Regions from separate parts of the Homo sapiens genome. Here region 1 is linked to region 2. A link is a loop called in an ENCODE intact Hi-C map of the cell type or tissue named here. Cell type or tissue: uterus. All regions are shown on one strand. Links, peaks and the distances in the headings refer to the core of each region. The heading gives the core; the rest is flanking DNA. Region 1 overlaps MYBPC3 (myosin binding protein C3). Region 2 overlaps CSTPP1 (centriolar satellite-associated tubulin polyglutamylase complex regulator 1).

Region 1 (8,105 bases), core at 1-8,000, 180 kb after region 2:
CAGTTTGTGGACCCTGCAGGGGAGCAGTGGCTCAGGGGACCCCACTGGGCCACACACCCCTGGCCTTGCCAGATACCCCAGCCAGGGTCCCAGGAGGCCCTCACCTTGTCCTGGCTTGTTGGTATTCTGATTTTTAAAAATGCCTTTTTTTTTCTATATTATCTAATTTTCCAGCTTTTTAATGTGCCTTCAGAGGTAGGCAGCGTAAAAGTGATTTCTACATCAAAGCATCTCCTTGGCTGGGCCCTTGGAGACTGGGCAGGGGCTGGGTCTCATTAATCTCTGTGAACTTGGGCCCAGCACGGCCAGCCCAGTTGCTCCAGGGATGAGCAAGAGGGCGGGAGAGGCAGTGAGGGCCTCTGGCCAGAGCCGGCCTCCTTGGTGGCCTCCTGCCCTGCCCTGGTCACAAGCTGGGGGAGGGTGCTGGGGAGCGCTCGACCCCGTCCGTGTCTCTCCCTGCTGCCTCTTTGTCTCTGTCCCTCTGTTCTTCTCTGTCTCTGACGAACTCTCCTATGTGTGTGCCTCCCTGTGCATATCTTTCTGTCTCTATAGAACTATTTCTGTCTTTCTGTCTCTTTGTCTTTTTGGGTCTGTCTGTTTCTCCCTCTCTGTGGGTCTCTGTCTCAGTCTCTGTCCTGTCTCTGTGCATCTGCCTCTCTGTCCACCTGTCTTTATCTCTCTCTCTCTGTTTCTCCCTGTGTCTCTCTCTGTCTCCATCTCAGTCTCCACCTGTCCCATCCACCTGCCCTGCACACTCACCGCCCGATGTGGGACACCTTTATGCGGCTGTCGGGCACCAGCTCCTTCCCATTCTTCAGCCACACACCCCGAACATTCTCATCTGAGACCTCACATTTGAACACCGCCTGGTCCTTTGCGCCCACCATCAGGTCTGCGATGCTCTGGTACACCTCCAGCTTCTTTTCTGCAGGGCAGGGCAGAGCCATTGAGCTCGGGAGGGTGTGTGGGTGTGGCGTGAATCCCTGTGGAGGGCGTGTGGGCCCATGGGCGCTGGTGCGCACGTGTCTGGGTGCATGTGGGCATGTGAAAACACGTGTGCCTGTGTGTGCCATGTTTGCCTGTGATGGTGCAGTGCACATAAGGAACCTCAAGTGTCTGAGGGGTGGTGATGCTCACCAGGCCCGTATGACCCTCTCAGTACCCTCTGGAGCGGTCACCTCAGCATCGTCATTTTAGAGATGAGAAGGATGAGGTTTAGGCTGTCAAAGGCCCAAGGTCACAGAGGCCTTGAGCCCAGGTTTGCCTGCTCCCCTACAGGGCTAGGTGGGGTGGGGGCTGAGGGGTCCAAGCCCTAAAGCCTCATGTGCCCCCCCAGCCAGGCTCACCCTGCACAATGAGCTCAGCCAGCGCCTGGCCCCCGCTAGTGCACAGTGCATAGTGCCCCGCGTCCTCCAGCATGGCCTCGTTGATGATCAGGTGGTGTCTCTGCCCGTCCTTCTTGAACCGGTATTTGAAGGTCTCCTCCCGGGTCAGCTCCACCCCGTCCTTCAGCCTAGCCGGGTGGGTGGGTGGCAAGTGCTGTGGCCTCTTCTGGGCAGATGCCCCCAACACCCATGCCCCGTGCTTCTGGAACTCACCATTTGACTTGCGCCCCCTCCTCCGATACTTCACACTCAAACTCCACCCGCTGCCCCACCATCACCAGCTGGTCCTCCAAGGGGCGCGTGATGAGCACAGGGGGCTCTGTCCAGGCAGGGTGAGCATGAGGGTTGGCTCCCCTGAGGCCATCTCCTCCCCAGGTTCCCACATCCTCAGGTCCCAGGCCCACCTTTCACAAAGAGCTCCGTGCTACACTTCTCGCCACCCACCACGCACTGGTAGGCTGCGTCGTCCGCCAATGAGCACTGGCTGATGGTCAGGGTACGCTTGGCACCGATGGACTCAAAGATGTACCTGGGTGGGGGCCGCAGGGAAGTGGCAGGAAAGCTGCGGACACCCCTCCGGGCCCAGTGCGCCCCATGATAATCCCTGTGCCCCCCACCCCAAGCCATCCAGAGGGGAACTTACTTGCTGTAGAACAGAAGGGGCCGTTGAAGTGTTCCCGACGGGAGGAAGTGAGCCCGAGACAAAAGGAGAGAGAGAGAGGGACCGGCAGGAGCAAAAGGATGGGAAATTAGGCCCAGAGAGATGGGGCTGAGAGCCACACCGAGTCAGAGATACGCATGTGGAGAGGGGCAGGAGGCAAGGCTATGGGGGTCCCCACCTCCACCCGAGCCCCCCTCCCCACCCCAGGCTGCACCTGCCGCTCATCTGGATCTCCTGGCCATTCTTGAGCCATTTGACCTCAGCGTCATGGTCAGCCAGTTCCACGGTCAGCCGGATCTTGTGGCCTTTGCTCACCTGGTAGGCCGGCTCCAGCTTCTTCTGAAAGGCTGAGCACCACCCCTCAGCCCCGGCCACCCCACCGCCCGCACCCTGCTCCCCCAGGCCAAGCTACTGTGGCTGTGGCTGGGGCCCAGGTCCCCCCCTCCAATCCCCTCTGTGCCGCCCCGCTTCCACTTCTCTGTGTCTCTATTTCTTTTTGTTTTGTTTGTTTGTCTGTTTGTTTGTTTTTTGGACAGAGTCTTGCTCTGTTGGCCAGGCTGGAGTGCAATGGCGCCATCTTGGCTCACTGCAACCTCTGCCTCCCAGGTTCAAGTGATTCTCCTGCCTCGGCCTCCCGAGTAGCTGGGATTACAGGCATGTGCCACCACGCCCAGCTAATTTTTGTATTTTTAGTAGAGACGGGGTTTTACCATGTTGGCCGGGCTGGTCTTGAAATCCTGACCTCAGGTGATGCGCCCGCCTCAGCCTCCCAAAGTGCTGGGATTACAGGCATGGTGTCTTCATTTCTTTATCTGTGTCTATGTGTCAACCCACCTCCTTGTCTCTGTCTGTCTGACCTTGTCCTTCTGTCTTCCTTGGGGTCCTCTCCACCTGCTCAGCTCAGGGATTGGGTTAGGGGCTTCCAGAAAGACAGAAGCTTGTCAGGAGAACTGGGGCTGGGACAGCTGTGCCTTCTCTTCTCTCAGCAACCCCTGAGTTGTGTACTCTTCCCAGGCGCTCCCACCTAGCAGCCCTCTGTGCCCAGCACTCTCACTCCCATCTCAGCCCCCAGGGCCAGTGCGGTGGTCCCCATGCTGCTGCAGTGGGGGAAATAGGGCTCAGAGAGGCGACTGGCCCAATGCCACCAGCCCAGCAGGTGTGTGGCAGAGCTGGGTCTTGAGCCCAGCCCTGCTCCACAACAATGCCTCCTCTTGCGGCCGTGTTTGTAAAAGCCCATGTTGCTGCTGCTGAGCCCAGGGAGGAAGTGGGGGCTCCATCCACCGAGCAGAGAAGGACCCCTGAGTCCTCAAATACTCTGGCTGGGCCTGGAGTCAGCTGCGGAGGGGCAGAGATCTACTGCTGGGTGCTCTGTGACCTTGCGCTAGTTCCTTAAACCCTCTGTGCCTCGGTTTCCTCAGTAACATGGAAATGGTAATAGTCCTTCCATCATAGTGTTGTTTCGAGAATTAAATGAGATAATTACATAAAGCACCTAGTGGCTGGCTTAGGAAGGAACTCACTCACTTTTTTTGAGATGGAGTCTCATTCTGTCACCCAGGTTGGAGTGCAATGGCACAATCCTGACTCACTGCAACCTCTGCCTCCCGGGTTCAAGTGATTCTCCTGCCTCAGCCTCCGGAGTAGCTGGGATTACAGGCGCCTGCCACCATGCCCAGGTAATTTTGTATTTTTAGTAGAGACGGGGTTTCACCATGTTGGTCAGGCTGGTCTTGAACGCCTAACCTCAGGTGATCCACCTGCCTCGGCCTCCCAAAGTGCTGGGATTACAGGCGTGAGCCACTGCACCTGGCCAGCAATTTGCTCTTTTTACTGTTGTTGCTATTCCTGGAAGACACCCCTACCCTCGGAGGTCCCCATCTGCCTTGCCAGCCTCCATCTTTTCCTCCTTGGGCACCTACAGTCCTTTGCTTGGTGCCCTCTGGGCTCAGCAGTTCAGGAGTTAACCCAGAGGAACATTGGTGGCATTCAGGGGATCCCTGGCTTAAATGGGGCCACGGTGCCGGTAAGGGCCAGGCCACCTAGCGATGGGGTGATGGGAAACCCAGTGAGGCTGAGACAACAGGGAGGCAGGGCAGAGGGATAAGGGGCCTGGGGGAGGTCAGCAGGGAGGGACTAACCAGCTCCTCTCCCCGTCCCCATGATCGTGTGTGTTTTGTGTGTGTGCTTTGGGAGGGGCTTGTCTCCCATATCCTGCATGGAAGCTGACCCCTCCATTCAGTCGGTGTTTATAGAGCGCTCGAGGTGTGTGCCAGGCCCTGTGCTAGACCCAGACATGGTGGGGAGAAGGCATGTGAGACCCCTGCTTTCCCGGCTCACACCCGCCCTTGTCAACCCCTCAGTGGAGAAGGGCTATTCCTGGGCTCTCCTCTTTCCATCTGCCTGGGGGTGAGGGTAGTTAACCCAAGCCCTCCTGCTTTGTTTGCCTGAGAGAAAGATTAGCCAGGCTCTTTTCTTTGCCTGTGTGTGGCTCTCCAGGCTTAGCGGGCCTCTTCCCTTTTCTTTTGGGTGTGGAGAGGGTTAACCGGGCTTCATTTCTTTTCAGAAGAGGGTAGAGAAAGAAAGTGTAGCCTGATTTTTCCTTGGTGAGGAGGGTTAACCTGAGCTCTGTCCTTTTCCTTGTGGCTGTCCTGGCCTAACTTTTGCTCTTCTCTTCTATCTCTGTGGTAAGGGGCTAACCTGGGCATTCTTGGCTTTTTCTACACAAGGAGGGGTTAACCTGGGCTCTTCTTTCCTGTGAGTCTCTGTGCTAAGCCGGACTCCGCTCTTTCCATGTATGTGGACGAGGTGGGGGGCTAACCTGTGCCCTCTCCTCTCCCCTGTGGGGAAGGGCTAACCTATGCCCTCTCCTCTCCTGTGTAGGGAAGGGCTAGCCTGTGCCCTCTCCTCTCCCCTCTGAGGAAGGGCTAACCTGTGCTCTTCTTCTCATCGCGCCTCATGCCCTTGAGCCTCTTTAGCATGCCGCGCAGGTCAGTGACGCCGTACTGGAAGGCGATGCGCTCGTACTCAGATGGGGGTGCCTGCCGTAGGATCTCCCACACGTCCTCCTCTGCTGGTGCCTCCAGCTTCGAGTCCCTGTGTCCCGCAGTCTAGGCTGTGGCCGGGGGCAAGACTGCAGCCCCCTGGGCGGGGCTTCCTGGGCCCAGGACCAAGGAGCTGTAGCCACCCCTGTCCCTCTGCCCCTTCCCTTCTGGTGGGGCAGCTGGAGCTGCTCTGGGTCCCAGGCCAGGCAGGACTGGGGGCCAAGGGAGCTGAAGAGGGGCTGGGGATCTGGAGGGGCTCCTGGCAGAATTAGGGGTGATGAGGGTGCTGTGCTATGTTGGGCACTCACCTCGGGGTCCGGAAACTGCTGCTCCAGGGGTGGGGGTGGGAGAAAGGGTAGGTGGCACATGAGAGGTATGGCCACCTTCCCTCAAAGACCTGGACCCCACCCATGGGCCTTTACTTCCTCCCTATTTTCCGCACTTGCACTCCCTGTGTTGTGGGGCACCCATGCTGCTCCGGAGGCTCTGGCAGGACCTCCTGTGTGCATTACTTTTTCTTATCCCTCCTAAGCTCTGACAGATAGGTGGGTGGCAGGAGAAGCCCAAGGCACAGAGACTCACCCCTGTCCGTGGGGAGCCGCACCCTGCTCTGAGTCTCTCACCACAGCCTCTCAGAGAGGGGACGGGAATCCCCTCTGCACCCACCAGCGCCCTGCCGCCCCCAAACACCCAGACCCCGATTCTTACTCTCTGGGCCACAGCAGCAGCAGCCATAATGGAGGGGCCGGGGGAGAGGGAGAGAGAGGGCAGAGAGAACATAAGTCAGTTGGGCCGACCTGGTAGACCCTGCAGCTCTGGGGACCCTCTCTCTGTTCCTTCTGGGTCCCCGGAGTTTACGGAGGGAGCTTTTGCAGCCTCAAGTGTGGAGTGGCCGTGGGGGACACTGTGAGGATGACTGTTGACGGGACATAATGTCTGCAGAGCCCTTTAACTCCTTCCACACTGGGATCATCCCCTCGACAGACAAGGAAACCAACTCAGAGAGGTGCAGTGTTGTGCTCAGGGTCACACAGCTGGCAAACCACAGTGCTGGGATTTGGAGCCAGGCCTCACCAGCTGCCCCAGGAACTGCCACCCAGGACTCACCTCTTTTTCAGCAGTGAGCTGAAGTCCAGAATCCCAGTGTCCTCATGGCTATCACTATGGAGAGGGACCCCCAGTGAGGCTGCAGTGAGGGACTGGAAAGGGATTAGGAGCAGGATGGGAGTGGAGTGGGGAGGGAGAAAGGGACACTAGCCAGATTGGGCTCCCACCCGTCTCAGACCCCTGGGGGTCTGCGGATGGTGCAGGTAGGGCCTGGGGCAGGGGTACCTGATCCGCCGACCACCTCCAGCCAGGCTCCTGTGGGGGTTAGACTCAGTATCCTCACCTGCCTGGGAAGCTTGCTCTCCCCTGCAGCCCCCACTGACTTCAGCTCCGCCCCGCAAATCATCCCCAGCCCTGACCCCCAGTCGAGACCCTGAAGGGCCTCAGACTCCAGCACTGGCCTCCCCCAGGCCCTGAGGATGGCCACTCACGTGCGGCGGAAGGCTGATAGGAGGTCCAGGTCTCCGGTGCCCATGGCCTCTGGGTTCAAAGGGTGGAGAGATGGGGGAAGGGGCTTCAGAGGGGGCCGTTTGAGAAGCCCTGCCCTGGGGGCGGCCTCTGAGTATTCACAGACTTGCCCATTCATGACCCCATGAGGCTGGGCATCTGCCCCAGGATCTCACCTTCCCAGCCTTTCCCAGGGTCAAGGTACCAGGCAGGTGGGACGGTTTATTGTCCCCAATTCCCACCCATCTCTCAACTCACCTTCACCCATCGCCCAAACATTCAGACAGTGCCAGGCCATGGGCCAGGAGCCGTGACACCAAGATGATAAAACAGAGTCCCACCCAGATGAGACCCGGACTCAGCCCTAAGCCCCCACGCCTACCCTGCAAGCCTTGGGGTTTCTCTCACACCCTGTGTGTGCAGCACTGGGCACGTGGCCAGCACTCATGTCTGGATGGGACGAGGCATCCTCCTTAGTGTTGGGAAAAGGAGGTAGGAGACCAGGACCCATGGGGAGCCCGAGCCCAGGACAGACACCAGGGCCCCCTCACCGTGGACAGTGAGATTGAAGTTGGAGCAGTCAAATTTGTCCTTGGTGGACACCTCACAGCGGTAGCTGCCAGTGAAGGCAGGCTGGGCATCGGTGATGTGCAGCTCGAACAGATAGACCTGTGTGCATGGAGGGACGGGGCGTCAGGGGACACCAGGGGCCGGGAGACAAGGCTCCGCACCCTTAAAGGAGACTGGGAGTGGCCGGGCGCGGTGGCTCAGGCCTGTAATCCCCACTTTGGGAGGCTGAGGCGGGCGGATCACATAAGACCAGGAGCTCCAGACCAGCCTGGCCAACGTGGTGAAATTCCGTCTCTACTAAAAATAACGAAAATTAGCCAAGTATGGTGGTGCACACCTCTAGTTTCAGCTACTCGGGAGGCTGAGGTGGGAGAATCGCTTGAACCCAGGAGGTGGAGGTTGCAGTGAGCCGAGATTGAGCCACTGCACTCCAGCCTGAGCGACAGAGCGAGACCCTGTCTCAAATTATATATATATATATATATTTAAAGGAGGCTGGGAGTGACAAATGCTCATCGATCTTCGCACCCTCAGGCTTTAGTTAACCCATACAGAGTTTTTGTACAGAGAAAGGGGACTATCTCGAAACCCATGATTGCCATCTGCTGGCACATGGTTGTGGTGAAATACAGGCTTTTGTGCAATGCACAGCCCCGCACAGCAGAACATGTTGGCCTCTCTTGCTAGAGGCCCCCTTGCCTAGCCCAGGACTGGGGAAGGTTGGGAAAAGCAGAGGCTTGGAGTGAACAAACAAGGGGACTTAAGCCTTAAGGTTCTGGTGGGCAGGGCGGAAAAAAACAAAACACAAAAAACGAAGGCTTAAGGTTCTAGGCCTATGTCTAAGTGACCTTGGAGCAGCCACTTAACCTCTCAAGCTTTGGTTTCCGTGTCTGT
Region 2 (11,226 bases), core at 1,984-9,983:
TCTCAGATTCTCTCTTTCCCCTTCAGGATTGTGCTCATGGACGATGCCATGGACTGCTTGATGTCTTTTTCAGATTTCCTCTTTGCCTTCCAGATCCAGTTTTACTACTCAGGTGAGTGTTCCGGGGCTCCATCTGGCTCCGCACAGGACCCTGTCTCCCTGTCCTGCCCTGCTGCCCTGCCCATCTGTGTGCCTGGCACACACGTTTCTCTTCCCCACTTCCTTTGGGGGTGTGCTTCACTGCGGGTCGCTAACAGGATGTCTAGTGTTCAGTGGTGGTCACAAGATTCAGTCTGCAGAGCCGACTTCCTCAGCCTCCTGAAGACACTGAACACCGCAGTGTTTTCAGTCAGCAACGCAACAAATCAGTTTAAGTGATAATGACAATAACAACATCCATAGCATCCACAGCATTCACTGCTTACTGAAAACTTACTATGTCCCAGGCACAGCACTGACTTTAATCTTGACAACAGCCTTGAGAGAGAGTCCTTTCAGAGACAAGCTCACAGAAGTAGTAGCCAGTCATGCAGCTCATAAGTGGTGGAGACCAGACCTGAAGGCTGACTCCAAAGCCAGCGTTCCCAACCTCGCTGCTATTTTACTGCCTTCAAGGGTCTCTCCCTTGGCAACTGATCGTGCGTTTGGGTGCACATTCTCCTCCACCCCACAGCTTTAAAAAAGCATACACCAGTCCTTTGTCACACTCCCACTCTGCTCCCCAATTCACACAGCTGCACCCTTAAGTCTCTCTGGAATCAGATGGAATAAATATAGACAAATAAATATAAATATACACCAGCTCACGCACAGAGACATCAAATGGAGTGCCGGGTTTACAAATTGCTGACTGTGTTCATAAACAAACTTGCTTAAAACAGGCTCTTCCAGTAAATAGAAGGCTGTCCTTAGATCCTAGAGGTGGCCTTCCTGCCAACTGGTGTCCCCAGCCAGCCCTGGCCTCATTTGGGCGCCACATTCTGTTTACTTGATGGCAGCCCAAGGGCTGTACAGTTAGGGGCTGGAGCCTGGGGTCTCGCCACCTGCTCTTAGCAGCACCAGTCATTTCCCATTTCTCTGAAGCTCTTGGGCCCTAGAGAAGGAGCAGCCATGTCTGGGAGAACATTTTTCCCTCACTGTCTCCCCAGCCCTCTTCTCACAGCACCCCCAGAGGGATGGGACAGCCACCACATTGGGCTGGGAGCATTACTGACACTGCCCAGCGGTGTGTGTAGAGACGAGATGGGCCATAAGTCAGCAGTTCTAACAATGGCTCAACTACGAAATTTGAAAACCATTTCAAATGACTGACTCATCAGCAGCTTTCAGGCTTTCTCTGTTCCTCGCTGGTATTCCAACACGCTTTCTTGAGGTAGAGAGGCAGGTGGCCACACACCATGGGGCTTACCAGTGGGAGCATACTCATGTTCACTCCTCCAAAAAATATTTATGGCCTTAATATGTGCCAAGCACAGTGCTAGGCAGGAGAGGCCAACAAGGCATGACCCCGCCTTTGTGCATTCCAGCAAGGAGACAGATTAGACAATTAATGACACAGAAAGCTCCTCACTGGCTAAGTGCCAGAAAAAAAAAAGCCTATGGTGCTATGAAAGTGTGCAATGGCAGGTCTCACCTGGTCCAGGAACAACTGAGCCAAGGATGGGACATTTGAGCAAAAACACAGATTAGTGTCATCTCTCATCAATGTGTTGTCAAACAAGGTTGAGAACTTCTGCTCTCAGGACACCATGCCCTGAGCACTGAGGCTGGTGTGGAACTGGGCTGACAGAGAAGGGAAGACATAGTGAACAGACAAAACATGTCCTCCCTGCCTGAGCCGTCCACACCCACACCCCCACCCCCACGGTTCCAGAATTCCTGGACAGTGTGGCTGCCATCTATGAGGACCTGCTGTCAGGCAAGAACCCCAACACAGTGATTGTGCCGACGTCGTCCAGTGGGCAGCACCGCCAACGACCTGCCTTGGGCGGGGCCGGCACGCTGGAGGGCGTGGAGGCGTCGCTGTTCTACCAGTGTCTGGAAAACCTGTGTGATCGGCACAAGTACAGGTGAGGAACGGGCATGCAGCCCCCAGCCCCCCAGCCCCAGGGGGTCGGACTGCTGGCTGCGGAACAGAGCTCCGCAGGATGTTCTGCGCGGCCCAGGCATTCTAGGGCCCTTGCTGGTCATAATGTAACAGTGCCATTTGCCCCCAAACCAGTTGTTGACTGAAAGGCTCTCAATTAGCTCACTTCAAAAGGACTGCTTTCACTCAGGCAAGACCACTGTAGTTGACCAATTTACTGGGTGACAGACTGGCCTTAACATTTTAGAGAGAAGGAAAGAGTACTCCTTGTATAAAACTTTTCTACACAAAGAGAGGGGTAAGCTGTCCTGTGTGGCACAAGTACCCTTAGGGACTGAGCAACAGGTTTGGTTTCCCGTAGCCATTTCCCACCCCCACTCCCCACCCCGGTGAAAGCACCAGTTAGTGAACATGCCAGCCCCTCCTGACCATAGTGAAGGCCTGATCCCCCAGGGCCTTGGGGCTCCCAAGGCAGGTCCCTGGCTTGGCTGTGGGTATCCTCATGAACCTGAAAGTATGGATGCAGAGGTGGCCCTGAGGCTGGCTAGGCTCTGAATGTGGCATCTCTCCTTCTTAGCTGCCCACCCCCAGCACTTGTCAAAGAGGCCCTCAGCAATGTTCAGAGACTGACCTTCTATGGATTCCTCATGGCTCTCTCAAAGCACCGTGGAATCAACCAAGCCCTCGGTAAGTCAGAGCTAAGCAGCCGTCAGCCTCTCCTGCCGCACAACACAGGGAGCAGCTGGCCTCTGTTAGCAACACGGCTCCAGAGGGGAAGGGGCATCACCATCTCTGCCTTGACTTCCCAGGGCCGGACTCAATCCCAGGGAGCAGGAATATGGCGACAAAACATGGCTCTTACACATTCCCATGGTAGGGGACAGCCCTCCCTGCCTGCAGCCCTGCCCCAACATGAAACCACCTCCCCATAGCAGAAGCGCCCAGCCCCTCCTCAGAGAACCCCAGCTCTGCTTTGGGGAGCAGCCTGCAGGTCGGGCAGACACAGGACTATTTACTCAGTGACGCTAGAGATTATATATCAAAGAGACCTGAATCCCATTTATAAACAAGGCACAGGTGTGTCTGCGGAGACCTTTTTTCCAAGCTGAAAAAAAAAATCTGATTAATCTGAAAGGGAGAAAAACAAAAGTAGGGGAAGTCTGCAGTGGCCCAGTTTTTCCTGCCTGCTGTTTTTTTTCACTGAGCCTTCTCCACCCACCCCACTGTTCCTCCTCCCACAGCCACTGCTCTCCTAAGAGAAGAGCCAGTAAGCCTCCATTCTACTACAGTTTAAGGTTTTTTGTTTTTTGTTTTATTTTGGGACAGAGTCTCGCTCTGTTGCCCAGGCTGGAGTGCTGTGTACAATCTCAGCTCACTGCAGCCTCGACCTCCCGGGCTCAAGTGATGCTCTCACCTCAGCCTCCCTAGTAGCTGGGACTACAGGCATGCGCCACCATCCTGGAAAATTTTTGTGTTTTTTGTACAGACTGGGTTTCACCATGTTGCCCAGGCTGGTTTCAAACTCCTGGGCTCAAGGGATCCCCTCACCTTGCTCTCCCAAAGTACTGGGATTACAGTTGTGAGCCACTACGCCCAGCAAGGAGTTCTTTTTTGTGTCTCGAGAGATCCTCCTGCTGTGCTTGGGATCCCAGGTGCCTGAGTCTCAAGGAAAAGACACACAGCATCCCCCTTCCTTTTGCCAGTTGAGGGAATGGGATTAAGGGAAGGAAAGTTAACATTCACTAAATGCCAACCACAGCAGGCTAAGTACTGTGCTGGATGCTTTATATTTTTTATCTTACACAATATACAGTTAGCCAGGGATGCTCTGGGATACACAAGCACAAACCCCAGCAGGCTGAACTGCATGCCACCCACAGCCTGGTTATTCTGAGTCAGTGCTTGGGGCATGCACAGGTCTGGGGAGCCCTCAACTGAAGTTGGTAGCCAAGGTTACCCACTGGACTAAGACTAGAAAGGAGGCAATTGACAGGCCAGGCGTGGTGCCTCACGCCTGTAATCCCAGCACTTTGGGAGGCTGAGGCAGGTGGATCACCTAAGGTCAGGAGTTCAAGACCAGCCTGACCAACATGGTGAAACCCCATCACTACTGAAAATACAAAAATTAGCTGGGTATAGTGGCCCGCACCTGTAATCCCAGCTACTCGGGAGGCTGAGGCATGAGAATCGGTTGAGCCCAGAAGGCGGAGGTTGCGGTGAGCCGAGATCACGCCATTGCACGCCAGCCTGTGCGACAGAGCAAGACAGTCTCAAAAAAGAAAAAAAAAACAAAAACAGGCGAGAGTCAGGAATCAAGAGTAAGGGGGAGGCGGGTGGGATCTGCCCTGGTGTTCTTTCATACTCCTCGTTATGACCACTCTTTCTTCCCACCAGTAGCAGCCACTAGGAAGGAGAAGCCAATTAGCAACTGGGTCACAGCCTGAAGTAACCTCATCCCCCTTTTCTAAGGGCCTTTAAAAAGGACACTGGCTGGGTGTGGTGGCTCACGCCTGTAATCCCAACACTTTGGGAGGCCGAGGCGGCGGATCACCTGAGGTCAGGAGTTCGAGACCAGCCTGGCCAACATGGAGAAACCCCGTCTCTACTGAAAATACAAAATTAGCCAGTTGTGGTGGCACATGCCTGTAATTCCTGCTACTGGGGAGGCTGAGACAGAAGAATCACTTGAACCAGGGAGGCGGAGGTTGCAGTGAGCCAAGATCGCATCATTGCATTTCAGCCTGGACAACAAGAGCGAAACTCCATCAAATAAATAAACACTAATAGCCAGACATGGTGGCTCCACCTGTAATCCCAGCATTTGGGGAGGCTAAAGCAAGAGGATTGCTTGAGCCCAGGAGTTAATGACCAGCCTGGGCAATATAGGGAGAACCCCGTCTCTTTAGAAAAAAAACAAAAATTAGCTGGGTGTGGTGGCATGTACCATTGGTCTCAGCTACGCAGGAGGCTGAGGTGGGAAGATCGCTTGGGCATGGGAGGTCGAGGCTGCAGTGAGCCATGATCACTGCACTCCAGCCTGGGTGACAAAGCAAAACTCTGTCTCAAAAAAAAAAAAAAAAAAAAAGTCACTCTCATTCAACCACTTTTACTGCACACTAACATTGGGTGGTTGGATGGAATGGGAGACAGAAAGAAGCATGTGGTCTCAGGCCTCACCTGCATCTCCAGCGTATGAAATAGAAATCCGGAGATACACTGGTTGACGCGTCACGGAGGTCAGCCCTGTTCCCTTAGTCCCCAGGGCACCCCACAAATGAGAGGGTTCTATGAGATGTACTTTGAAAACCACTAACTTAGGGCAAGAGGGGCCAGGAGGCATCATCTGAAAAAGATTTGGAAAAAGGGGAAATCTGCCTGTGCCGGGTTAATTCTGGCCCTGACCCAGCCTTCTCCTCTTGCCCCTGGGATCCTCCTTGGAGAAGCAGAGGCAGCATTTTTTTTTTAACCATCTGTCTCCAAAGTGGGGTCATCCTGATTTAGGGACACAAAATTAGGTAATGTCTGACCTTTGGGCTTAGCCTGGACCATATCCTTTTCAGCCCAGTACCTGAGGCCTCAAGAAGGAACTCAACTCCCAGCACCAGGTCACAACCACCACCTGGTGTTGGAAGGGGATCACCACACTCCTTGGCTGTGGTGTCTGCCCCAGGCAGGGAAAGTAGGCAGTGGGATTCAATAAATGTATCAAGCAACAGCGAGCACCTTCCTGCTCCGTGACTGTTCTTGGCCCCTCTAGCAGTCCTCAGATCTTTAGATCGGCCCTCGCAGGGTCAGCAGAACAGGCAGCCGTGAAGGTGAGGGGCATGGAGGAATCTGTTGCCTGGCTGAAGGGCCCTCAGATTAACTACTGTGCCCCCAATGATCTCCTAGGAGCTTTGCCTGACAAGGGGGATCTGATGCACGACCCAGCAATGGATGAAGAGCTGGAACGGCTGTAAGTGTCAAGTGGGAGGATACTGCCCCCTTGTGGGGGCCAGACGGGTCGGACACGGCTGTGCCCCATCTGGGGCCAACACCACTTGTCTGTAACATCCCACATCTGCCAGGGAAGGGTCTGGGGGCCAGTGGAGGCCTGAGGTGTCCCTCCCTCTGAGTCCTTTGGGGGCTGCAGCCCAGGGGTTTACCCTAGTGTTAAGAGTGGGCATGGAGGCCCTGCTCTCTGTACAGGAGGCCTCTCGCTGCCCTCCAGGCTTCTTCCCTTCTTCAGGCTGGCCCAGGTCCCAGGCCTGGTCAACTCGGTCACAGCCAGTCCAGAGGCCAGTTGCCTGCCTTCCCGGACCCCTCCCCGGGTTGGCTCTCCCTGGAGACCTCTCCATCATTCCCGAAAAGTGGATGGAGAGAGTGATGGCTCCACTGAAGAGACAGACGAGTCGGAGACTTGAGGAGTCCAAAGGGTCCTGCCCACAGCGCCCTGTACCTGCTCCCACCCAGCCCTTGGTGTGCCCACCCAGCCTCCTCTCCAGCACCTTGCTGTGCTGCCCTCTGCTGCTGACAAGGTGAATAACAGCCCCAAGACCAGCCAGAGGGGCTCTGATGATCAGCCCAGCCAGTGGCCCCGGAAGGTGAATGGCCTGCTCTCCCTGGCCCTATCAGCCTGTGAACTTCACTTAGGCCCCAAGCTGACAGACTGTGCTGAGGCCACCTTGTCACGCCGTAGCCTGTTAGTCCTCCTAACCTCTTAAGAGCAGTCTCTTCTGAGCCAGCCTCTGCGGGTCCCCCAATAAGGTTCATCTCCTCACAGCAACTCCATTAAGGGGGAGAACCCGAATAGCCACGCAGGGCCTTGCACCATCAAGGGTGACACCTGCGACGCAAGTACCAGGAGGACATAACCGCTGTGGCCTGTTGGAGAACAGCCAGTAGCCTTGGTAATATGAAGGGTGGGCCAGAAGATGATTTCACTTGCAAAAACTGCTTCAAGTCTTGACCCCTTTGTGTCTAATAGCTAAACAAACATGTGAAACGAATAAAAAGTCCCTCATGTCTGGTAACTGGTGAGTCTAAAGCTCCTAGGCTGAGGGGAGAAGGGAGAGGGGGAGTTTGGGTTTTCGGTGCTTTTCTGGTAGGACTAGGAGGTAGGCCAGTGGCCCACTCAGACCTGGGGACCTGCCTCAGACAACGAGCAGAGGGGCCTAGCTTCGCACAAGAGCAACCTTCCAGAGGAAAAGTGCTCACAGCTGGAACGGCCTTCAGGAAACAGGTTCAGAGGGTTCAAGGCCAGGTTCCCATAACTTTAAAGACCGTGGCCATAAAGGGTTAATACTGCACAGCCTTCCAGCCAGGGTTTCAGTCAACATTTGCCAAGCACCTGCTTGGGGTTAGAACAGTGGGATGCAGCTGTGAAAGACAGACAGACACAGCCTGGGGCAGACACATCCCAGCCAAGACTGGAGGCAGGTAAGGACGAGTGTCTTCAACTTCTTTGGATTGAGGGCTGAAGGGGCGGGGTCCCCCAGAAAGCAAAACCCACCCAGAAGCCCAAGCAGAACAGGACTGCCTCCTCTGAAGGTGGATGTCACCACTACTAGGCATACACATTTCCTTGGGCTCATCCCTACCCAGAACGGATCATTACAGGAACTGCCTCCCAAACCCCTGCAGAGCTGAGGCCAAGACTAGGCATTCCAGCCCCGAAGCTGCTCCAGGATGCAGTGGCTCATTGCCTGTAATCCCAGCACTTTGGGAGGCCAAGGTGGGCCAACTGCTTGAGCCCAGGAGTTCAGGACCACCCTGGGAAACATAGTAGGACCCTATCTCTACAAAATAACCTTAGCCAGGCATGGTAGCTTGCACCTGTAGTCCCAGCTACTTGGGAGACCCGAGGTAGATCACTTGAACCCAGGAGGTTGAGGCTGCAGTGAGCCATGATCGTGCCACTGCACTCCCGTCTGAGTGACTGACAGAATGAGACCATCTTAAAAAAAAAAAAAAAAAAAAGCTCAGGCTGCGTGATGAGCTCTGTAGGCCCACAATGATGCACAGCCCATAAGAGACATGGTTCTCAAATCCTGGTGTCCTCAGAATCACAGGAAAGCCTACTGACGATGCAAATTACCAAGCTCCAGAGAGTCTAACTCTATCAACTTGGGATGGAGTCCAGAAATTCCAGATGATCCCAAAGCTGAATGAGTCCCAAACCTACACTCTGCAAATCCCTGGCTTACAGCCCCCTGGCTCCCTCTGCCCATCCTTTCTAATCATCCACTTCCCAGACCAGTGGTCTGTAACTACCGTGAGGACTCCTAAGGTGGCACAGAGATGTTTCAGAAGCCCCCAAGAGAAAGGGGTGGCCAAGCTAAGGATTTACACACAAACACACACCTTTTCTTCCCTAAATTTAAAGGGTCCCATTAACGTCTAAGAGTATGTGTGTGTATGTATATATATGTAATTTTTTCTTTTTTGAGACAGGGTCTCACTTTATCACCCAAGCTGGGGTGCAGTGGCGCGATCTAGTCTCACTGCAACCTCTGCCTCCCGGGTTCAAGTGACTTCTGCTTCAGCCTCCTGAGTAGCTAGGATTACAGGCATGCACCACACCGCCCCCACCCCGCTAATTTTGTATTTTTAGTAGAAATGGGGTCTCACCATGTTGGCCAGGCTGGTTTCAAACTCCTAGCCTCAAGTGATCCACCCGCCTCAGCCTCCCAAAGTGCTGGGATGACAGCCATGAGCCACTGTACCCGGCGTTAAATATTTCTTAAACTCCACTGAAACCCATCCCCAGTCAAGCCTACTGCCGTGACAAGGGGCAGGACTGCTGAGGTTGCTCGCTCGCCCTCAGCCAGCGAGTTAAAGGGCCAACTAATGCCAGCTCTTTCCTCTGCGTGCCACAGGGTGGTGAGGTCGAAGCTGCACCGGACCTCACGGCAGCACAGAGCCAAGGAGCCAGGGGCCTTTGGCTTTCAGAGAAGAGAGAAGCAGGAGGCCCTGGAGAGAGTGTCCTCAGCTTCGGTACCGACGCCCTACCATTACCGGTGGGAGCCCAGAGAGTGAGGCCAGGGGCCGGCACTGGGCAGGGAGGCAGGATCCAGAGGACACTGCTTCACTCAGACCAACAGGGAGCCAGGCCCTGCAGGGGCTTTATTTTGACACCACTTTGTTTCAATACAAACAGTCCAGAAAGAAAGTCAAGTCCCTCTGGGGGAGGGGCAAGGGGAAGAGTGGTCTGTGTTGCTTGGGAGCCCAACCTACAACCCAAAGGTGGGGGCTGGGCTGAGACTGCCGGTGCGGCAGGGGAAGATGGCACCAAGAATGACAGTGCTTGGCTCAGCTGCCAGAGGGTGAGGCCCACAGCTCTCACTGGCGGGTGCTGTCCAGGCCAAGCCCAGAATGATGCAGAGGAAGGAGCTCAGCCCCAGGAGCCTGCCTCTGCCTCTCACATCCTCTGCTTCCCTGGCCAGCATCAAGCTCACAGCATCCAGAGTCGAATCACAGCAGACAAGACCCTCCATGGCCACCAACCCGGGGAAGAAGGGATAAAGAATGTCACAGAGGGTCCTGCATTCCACAGCAGATGGTACAGAGGGACCCTGAGACACCCTGAAACAATCTTCCAAGTGCTTACTGTAGAAAGGGGTGGTGAGACGGGAGAACCCAAGGGTCTCCGGTCTGATCCCAAATGAAACCTTTAGGTACCAGGTAAAGTTTCCAGCCCTTGGTAACGCCCAGACAAAGGTCCTTCCCCTCTCCTGGCACCCAGAAGAGGCCACTGGCAGCAGCAGCAGCAGCAAGTCCGCAGCCTCTTTCCCCATGGGACGGGTCTACAGTGAACTCCTTCCAGGCCTCCCCCTGGTTCCAGAGGATGGGGACCCAAGGCCTCGAACTAGAAGAACCCTAGAGCCAGCAAAAAAAGCCTTCTACCTTCCGCTTTCCCTACCTGGGGAAAGTCTGGACCCAGAATAAGCCATCGTGGGGGAACCCCCTTTCCCAGTATGGCAGGATAAGTGAGCAGCAGCTGTGGGGGCAGGACAGAAGGACAAGAGTCTAACACACGGAGGGTGGTGTGAGAGGGAATAAAGGGCTCAGTCCACAGGCAGAGGACAAGGGCTGGTACTGACCATTCCCCTCACAGGAGTGAGCGCCTCAAAGGCCACCCCACACACACACCACACATACGAAGTAACAAATCCTCCCCAGCTTCCACAAGGCAAAGCATCCCCAGCCTGGGAACTGTGGAGTTCTTGTTGCCGTCACCATCGTAAGCCTGAGTCACAGAGCTCGGATCAGTAGGAACCGTAGCGATCCTGGGGGCGAGGGGGGAGAAAAAAAAAAAAAAAGTCAGAGGCTCTAAGCTGCAGCAGCTTCCCAGCAAACACACTGCCTGCCCCAGCACCCCACAGCAAGACTGGGGAGGCAGGGGCTGGACAGCCCGGTGAGGCAGGAGTCCACGGTGAGAGCTGGGGCAGCGGCCACTCGGGCACCCGACAACAGGGAAGCCCTGCCTGGCCTCACAGAAGCTGGGAAGAGAAGAGAAAGAGCGGTACAGGTGACAAGGCCAGGGAAGATCATGGCAGACACAGAGGCATCTTGGAGAGGCCCGGCCCTGGCACGGAGCTGAAAGGAAGGAAGCTGCCCTCCAAGAAAATGCCTCTCTCTAGACTCTTGCTTTTTCGTTTGTGGTTTTTTTTTTGAGACAAGAGTTTCACTCCTGTCACCCAGACTGGAGTGCAGTGGCATGATCTCAGCTCACTACAACCTCCAGGTTCAAGCGATTCTCCTGCCTCAGCATCCCGAGTAGCGGGATTACAGGTGCACGCCATCATGCCCAGCTAATTTTGTATTTTTAGTAGAGACGGGGTTTTGCCATGTTGGTCAGGCTGGTCTCAAACTCCTGACCTCAAGTGATCCACCCATCTCAGCCTCCCAGTGCTGGGATTACAGGCGTGAGCCACCACACCCGGCCGAAAATGCTCTTAAGGCTCAGAGGGGCTGAGCAGTAGCAGTGTCTCTATGTGGTGGCGAAGGGCAAACCTCCCAGCACTCCTCATTAGGCCCCACTTCAGCCTCACCTGCAAGGAATTCATCACACCATTGGCCAGCACAGCCATTTTCCCAGCCACAGACTTGACACCCTGCTTAAACTGGGCAATGTCCGCTGTAGGCAGCACGTTCCCCAG

Evidence for each region. A loop is a pair of places that touch in the nucleus more often than their neighbours do. Peaks named below come from ENCODE experiments on the same cell type or tissue, not always from the same donor. Only the 100,000 strongest peaks of a DNase experiment are listed, where the experiment ranks them.
Region 1: a loop joins it to region 2, with 2.3 times the contacts of the local background. A loop is called at or near these places in 62 of 110 quality-filtered maps.

What each region holds. Positions count from the first base shown.
Region 1 is chr11:47,341,232-47,349,336 of GRCh38, forward strand. It overlaps MYBPC3 (myosin binding protein C3), which reads right to left. Exons shown (of 35, transcript NM_000256.3): 6 at 7,193-7,310; 7 at 6,626-6,674; 8 at 6,420-6,449; 9 at 6,195-6,248; 10 at 5,796-5,798; 11 at 5,396-5,413; 12 at 4,976-5,139; 13 at 2,261-2,393; 14 at 2,029-2,031; 15 at 1,790-1,914; 16 at 1,599-1,704; 17 at 1,347-1,513; 18 at 760-925; 19 at 1-13. Among named protein-coding and RNA genes, the nearest start is that of MYBPC3, 7.4 kb to the right of the region's middle. In uterus, for the core only: no CTCF peak of the experiment used is centred there; no DNase peak of the experiment used is centred there.
Region 2 is chr11:47,155,150-47,166,375 of GRCh38, forward strand. It overlaps CSTPP1 (centriolar satellite-associated tubulin polyglutamylase complex regulator 1), which reads left to right. Exons shown (of 9, transcript NM_024113.5): 5 at 27-112; 6 at 1,874-2,069; 7 at 2,664-2,773; 8 at 5,978-6,041; 9 at 6,315-7,098. The coding sequence ends at 6,489. ARFGAP2 (ARF GTPase activating protein 2) reads right to left here. Exons shown (of 16, transcript NM_032389.6): 15 at 11,119-11,226; 16 at 9,152-10,353. The coding sequence ends at 10,333. It overlaps LOC124902672 (a long non-coding RNA gene), which reads right to left and starts at 1,877. Exons shown (of 2, transcript XR_007062668.1): 1 at 1,634-1,877. RefSeq lists silencers at 5,909-6,203, 5,954-6,120. In uterus, for the core only: CTCF peaks have their summits at 6,079 (motif pointing left) and 6,590 (motif pointing left); DNase peaks (open chromatin) are centred at 6,082 and 6,591; H3K27ac peaks cover 1,237 bases.